Linked DNA regions of Homo sapiens: region 2 is linked to region 1. A link is an interaction called in ENCODE POLR2A ChIA-PET data of the cell type or tissue named here. Cell type or tissue: Panc1. All regions are shown on one strand. Links, peaks and the distances in the headings refer to the core of each region. The heading gives the core; the rest is flanking DNA.

The links. Peaks named below come from ENCODE experiments on the same cell type or tissue, not always from the same donor. Only the 100,000 strongest peaks of a DNase experiment are listed, where the experiment ranks them.
Region 2: POLR2A ChIA-PET joins it to region 1 with 20 read pairs; 3 of 35 experiments call an interaction of 5 or more read pairs at or near these places.

The regions. Positions count from the first base shown.
Region 1 is chr12:51,087,625-51,090,539 of GRCh38, forward strand. No RefSeq gene overlaps it. Among named protein-coding and RNA genes, the nearest start is that of CSRNP2, 5.5 kb to the left of the region's middle. In Panc1, for the core only: no CTCF peak of the experiment used is centred there; no DNase peak of the experiment used is centred there.
Region 2 is chr12:50,302,831-50,305,745 of GRCh38, forward strand. No RefSeq gene overlaps it. Among named protein-coding and RNA genes, the nearest start is that of LIMA1, 21 kb to the left of the region's middle. In Panc1, for the core only: no CTCF peak of the experiment used is centred there; a DNase peak (open chromatin) is centred at 1,655.

The sequences.
Region 1 (2,915 bases), core at 258-2,757:
TATCCAGGAAGAGAAGGATCTGGGATTTGAATGCAGGCCTATCTGACACCAAAATATATACTGTATCAACTACCTCTTACCACCAAAAGATAAACGAGAACACATTCCCCAGAGAGGTGAAAATAAATAGGACAGAGGATATAATATGTTGAAATTCTTAGAGAAAAAGAGTTAAAATAAAAATCTAAGGCATTGTGTTTGTTTTTCTGAAAAGGTATCTGTAGACTTAGCCCTAAAGTTGTTATGCTACTTCACTAATTGACATTTAATTATATTATATTCCAGATCTAGAGAGACAGGCACCTCTTTGTGACTAATTCCACACTAACAAAAAGAGAACAGTATGTGTAAATCTGAGAAAAAGAGTGCCACAGCAAACTGAAAGCACAAACACCAAAGAAGTCATATGCGCCATTGCACTCCAGCCTGGGCGACAAAAGTGAAACTCTGTCCTCCCACCACACAAAAAAAGGAAAAGAAAACAAGAATCTACATTAATTAAAATGTGCACCTCATCTTAAACATATCTAATACATGAAAACAGAGATTCGCATAATAGGTAAACCAGTTATAACTCATGTCCCAAAATACCATATCAGTAAAAAATAGTACAATAAGACAACAAATAATACAATAATATTAGTTTAAATAGCAAGTTCCCTTATAATTGATATTAATCCAATTGAAAACTTTAATTCATATAAACTTTTCAGTGTCTGAATTTGAAAATGCAAATGCTAGACTTACTTGAAATTTTTGGCCAGGCGCGGTGGTTCATGCCTGTAATCCCAGCACTTTGGGAGGCGCAGGTGGGTGGATCACAAGGTCAAGAGTTCGAGACCAGCCTGGCCAATATGGTGAAACCCTGTCTCTACTAAAAATACAAAAATCAGCCGGGCATGGTGGCAGGCGCCTGTAATCTCAGCTACTTGGGAGTCTGAGGCAGGAGAATCACTTGAACTCGGGAGGCAGAGCTTGCAGTGAGCCGAGATAGTGCCACTGCACTCCAGTCTGAGTGACAAAGCAAGACCCCACCTCAAGAAAAATAAATAAATAAATAAATTTTCAAGCAAGATAGATTTTAGCTTAGGCCTATGTTCACAAGGAACACTACAGGGGAAATGCTGTAGAGAATGTGTGAACAAAGACGTGAAAAGAAGAAGGAAGAAGTGGAAATAGATGAAAATTCAAGGTTGAAGATAAAATACAAGGTCACTAAAAGAACCAGGAAGGAGAAATAAAGTATGCAGAAAAAACAGTGCTGGTGGCATTACTCCCATGTCACAAAGGGCATCTTTCCCAACTCACTCCATTTTGCAGTGGTAGGATATTCTTCCTCATTTAAGTTTTGGAGTTGGTATAATGAAACAAAAATTAATCACAAACTAAAAGCAAGCATTCTAGCAGGGAAAGCCTTAACTCACAACTAAGAAAGTAGAGCATTTGCAGGAGAAGCAGAATGATGTAGGATTACTCCTAATGACATAATATATAGGCTGGGTGTGGTGGCTCACGCCTATAATCCCAGCACTTTGGAAGGCTAAGGTGGGAGGCTCGCTTGAAGCCAGGAGTTCAGATCAGCAAGGACCACATGGCAAGATCCTGTCTCTACGAAAAATAAAAATTAGAGCTGGGCACAGTGGCACATACCTGTAATCCCAGCACTTTGGATGGCTGAGGTGGGAGAATCGCTTGAGCCCAGGAGGTCAAGGCTGCAGTGAGCTATGATGGTGCCACTGCCCTCCAGCCTAGGCAGCAAAGTGAGATCCTGCCTCAAACAAAACAAAACAAATTTGTTGGGTGTGGTGGCACATGCCTGTAGTCCTACCTACTCAGGAGACAGGCGAGAGGATCACTTGAGCCTAGGAGTTCAAGGCTACAGTGTGCTATGATCACACCACAGCCTGGGCAACAGAGCAGGACCCTGTCTCTTAAAAACAAAAAAAGAAGCTAAGAAAGAAATAGGCTGGGCGCAGTGGCTCATGCCTGTAATCCGAACACTTTGGGAGGTCAAGGCTGGTGGATCACTTGAGGTCAGAAGTTTGAGACCAGCTTGTCCAACCCGGTGAAACCCCGTCTCTACTAAAAATATAAAAATTAGCTGGGCGTGGTGGCACATACCTGTAATCCCAGCTACTGAGGAGGCTCAGGCAGGAGGATCGCTTGAACCCAGGAGGCAGAGGTTGCAGTGAGCTGAGGTCGCGCCACTGCACTCCAGCCTGGGTGACAGAGACTCTGTCTCAAAAAAAAAAAAAAGGAAAAAAAGAAAAAAAAAGAAATATATATATATATATATAAATGGGGCAGCTAGGTGGGACAATTGTGCCATTCCTACTGAGACTGGAGTTCTCATAAGACCCATGGCGGCCATAACAGATCAAATTCCTGTAGAGGAACCATCCGTGACCAAGGAAGCAGACCAATAATTCAGTAAAATGATAAAATGGTTCTTCAATTTCAGTTCTCCTGTCCCCCCAAATCTGGAATTGTTAGGTTTGGCCAGAGAAAAAAGCTACAAGAGGGAGAAGCTCAATCCTGACTTCAAATATTTGGACTCTAAATTGCTTTCAAGACTGAATACCGAAGCTCTGCTCAGCCCTTCATGGTGATTTGCAAGACAGTTCAAATCTCTGCGGTAACCCTATACAAAACACTTTCTCAGAATATGTGGGGATACACAGGGTTTTGAGAACACTCCTCCATTATGCATACATTAGAAATGGTTGGTGCCATTATCTCACACCTTCTTTACTTGCCAAGCTTCCCCCGGAACCTCCAGCTCAGAGATCATACTCTGCCCGCACAACATACCCAGTACCTGGACTTCCAGGAATCAGAACTTCAGCCCCTTCATGTGGACCTTACTTTTTTGTCACGTCTTGGGTTGTCTTTTTAAAATTTCTTTTTTTAGATAG
Region 2 (2,915 bases), core at 204-2,703, 780 kb before region 1:
CAAGGAGTGAGAAAAGGTCAGCAGTCTCATCCCGGCCACATCCTTGTGGCAACTGACCTCATCTGGAAAGCAAACTGTTTATTCCACTCATTTAAATGTGATGGAAGTTCATGACAATTGAGCTCTGGGAGCTGGTTCTAAAAGAGTCATCCACAGATTCTTTACCCTGAAAGGAATCCCAGATGTGTTCAGTTTATCTCCTTTCATTGGGAGATTTTTTTCATTAGATTTATTAGGGAAGTATAGTATTGTGCTTTAGGGTTGCTTAATTTGTTTTTGTTTTCGTAATTAATAGACAATGTCAGGAGCTGCTAAACCTGGGTTTTTGTATAGCAGGTGAATAGAATTAGAACCATGGCCAGGCGCAGTGTCTTACACCTGTAATCCCAGCACGTTGGGAGCCTGAGGCAGATGGACTGCTTGAATCAAGGAGTTCGAGATCAGCCTGGGCACATGGCAAAACCCCAACTCTACAAAAAAATGCAAAAAGTAGGCAGGGGTGGTGGCACATGCCTGTAGTCCCATCTACTTAGGAAGCTGAGGCAGAAGGATCATTTGAGACTAGAATATGGAGCCTGCAGTTAGCTGAGGTCGTGCCGCCATTGCACTCTGGCCTGATGACAGTAAGACCCTGTCTCAAAAAAAAGAAAAATAATTAAAACTATGAACTTTAATTAGTTCATTTACATAGCAGAATTGGGAGCCAAGGCTTTGGTTTCAGCACTCTTGTAATTATAAATTACTACTTGAAATAAAAGCTGACCATATTTTAAAAATATTTATTTCTGTTAGGCAGTTCTCTTTTTTTTTTTTTTTTGAGACAGAGTGGTGTGATCTCGGCTCACTGCAACCTCTGTCTCCCAGATTCAAGCAATTCTCCTGCCTCAGCTTCCTGAGTAGCTGGGATTATAGGCACTTACCACCACACCAAGCTAATTTTTGTGTTTTTAGTAGAGATGGTTTCGCCGTGTTGGCCAGGCTGGTCTTGAACTCTTGACTTCAAGTGATCCACCCACTTTGGCCTCCCAAAGTGTTGGGATTACAGGCATGAGCCACCACGCCAGGCCAGACAGTTCATTCACTGAGTAGCTAAAGTAGATAAAAGAAGAAAAGATATCGTTTCCTTTTTTTTTGAGACGGGGACTTGCTCTGTCACCCAGGTTGGAGTGCAGTGGCGCGATCTCAGCTCACTGCAAGCTCCGCCTCCTGGGTTCACTCCATTCTCCTGCCTCAGCCTCCTGAGTAGCTGGGACTACAAGCACCCACTACCACACCCGGCTAATTTTTTTGTATTTTTTAGTAGAGACGGGGTTTCACCGCGTTAGCCAGGATGGTCTCGATCTCCTGACCTTGTGATCCACCCTCCTCGGCTCCCAAAGTGCTGGGATTACAGGCGCAAGCCACCGCACCTGGCCCCGATGTTGTCTTCTATAAGTAACTTTCATCCTAGTTGGAGATAATCACCACATACTTGCAAGAAAGACTTTATCCTTATCCTCTTGTTCTGTCTTCTGCTTGAGGCTTTGGATAAAGGCAAAGCCCTTTTAAGCCCAAGCAGGACAAAGTCCAAATCTGAAAATTGCACTATCCTCCAAAGGTCTTTACCTTCCAATGAGTCAGATAATTTTGGATCATTCCCATTAATGAGTCATGCTGACCAAATGTAGTTTTTGTGTATTTCTTGCTACAACTTTTAAATATTCCCTTCCTTCCCTTTCTACATTTGTTGAGTGACTACTGTGGAAACAAGACTCAGAAAGTTAACAGGCTCTTGTATAAAAGTATTTTAGTAATTTAACAAACTAGTGTTGCTGGGCGCGGTGGCTCATGCCTGTAATCCCAGCACTTTGGGAGGCCAAGGTGGGCGGATCACCTGAGGTCAGGAGTTCGAGACCAGTCTGGCCAACATGGAGAAACCCCATCTCTACTAAAAATACAAAAAATTAGCTGGGCATGCTGGCAGGTGCCTGTAATCCCAGCTACTCAAGAGGCTGAGGCAGGAGAATCGCTTGAACCTGGGAGGTGGAGGTTGCAGTGAGCCGAGATCATGCCATTGTACTCCAGCCTGGGTGACAAAAGCAAGACTCCGTCTCAAAAAAAAAAAAAAAAGAAAAGAAAAGAAACTAGTGTTATCTGAGCATTGACAGCAAACTATATACTCAAGGATCAATTTTCTGTTTTAATAAAAAATCCAAATTTTTACTTTTAGTATACCATCTGTGATGGTTTTAAAACCACAAATTCCAGGCCGGGTGCGGTGGCTCACGTCTGTAATCCTAGCACTTTGGGAGTCTGACGTGGGTGGATCACGAGGTCAGGAGTTCTAGACCAGCCTGGGCAATATGGTGAAAACCCATATCTACTAAAAAATACAAAAATTAGCCAGGCATGGTGGCTCACACCTGTAATCCCCGCTACTCAGGAGGTTTAGGCAGGAGAATCACTTGAACCCGAGAGGCAGAGGTTACAGTAGTGAGTCAAGATCACACCACTGTATTCCAGCCTGGGCAACAAGAGTGAAACCCCATCTCAAAAAAAAAAAAAAAAACCCACAAATTTTTTGATGCTTCTCCCTATAAAATGTGAAACGCCCCTCCCCTTGAACATGGGTGGGGTTTATGGATTTTCTTTTTTTTCTTTTTCTTTTTTGAGATGGAGCTTCGCTCTTGTTGCCCAGGCTGGAGTGCTATGGCGCCATCTCGGCCCACTGCAACCTCTGCCTCCCGGGTTCGAGCAATTCTTCCGCCTCAGCCTACAGAGTAACTGGGATTACAGGCACCCGCCACCATGCCCAGCTAATTATTTTTGTATTTTTAGTAGAGGCAGGGTTTCACCATGTTGATCAGGCTGGTCTCAAACTCCTGACCTCAGGTGATCCACCCGCCTCAGCCTCCCAAAGTGTTGGGATTACAGGC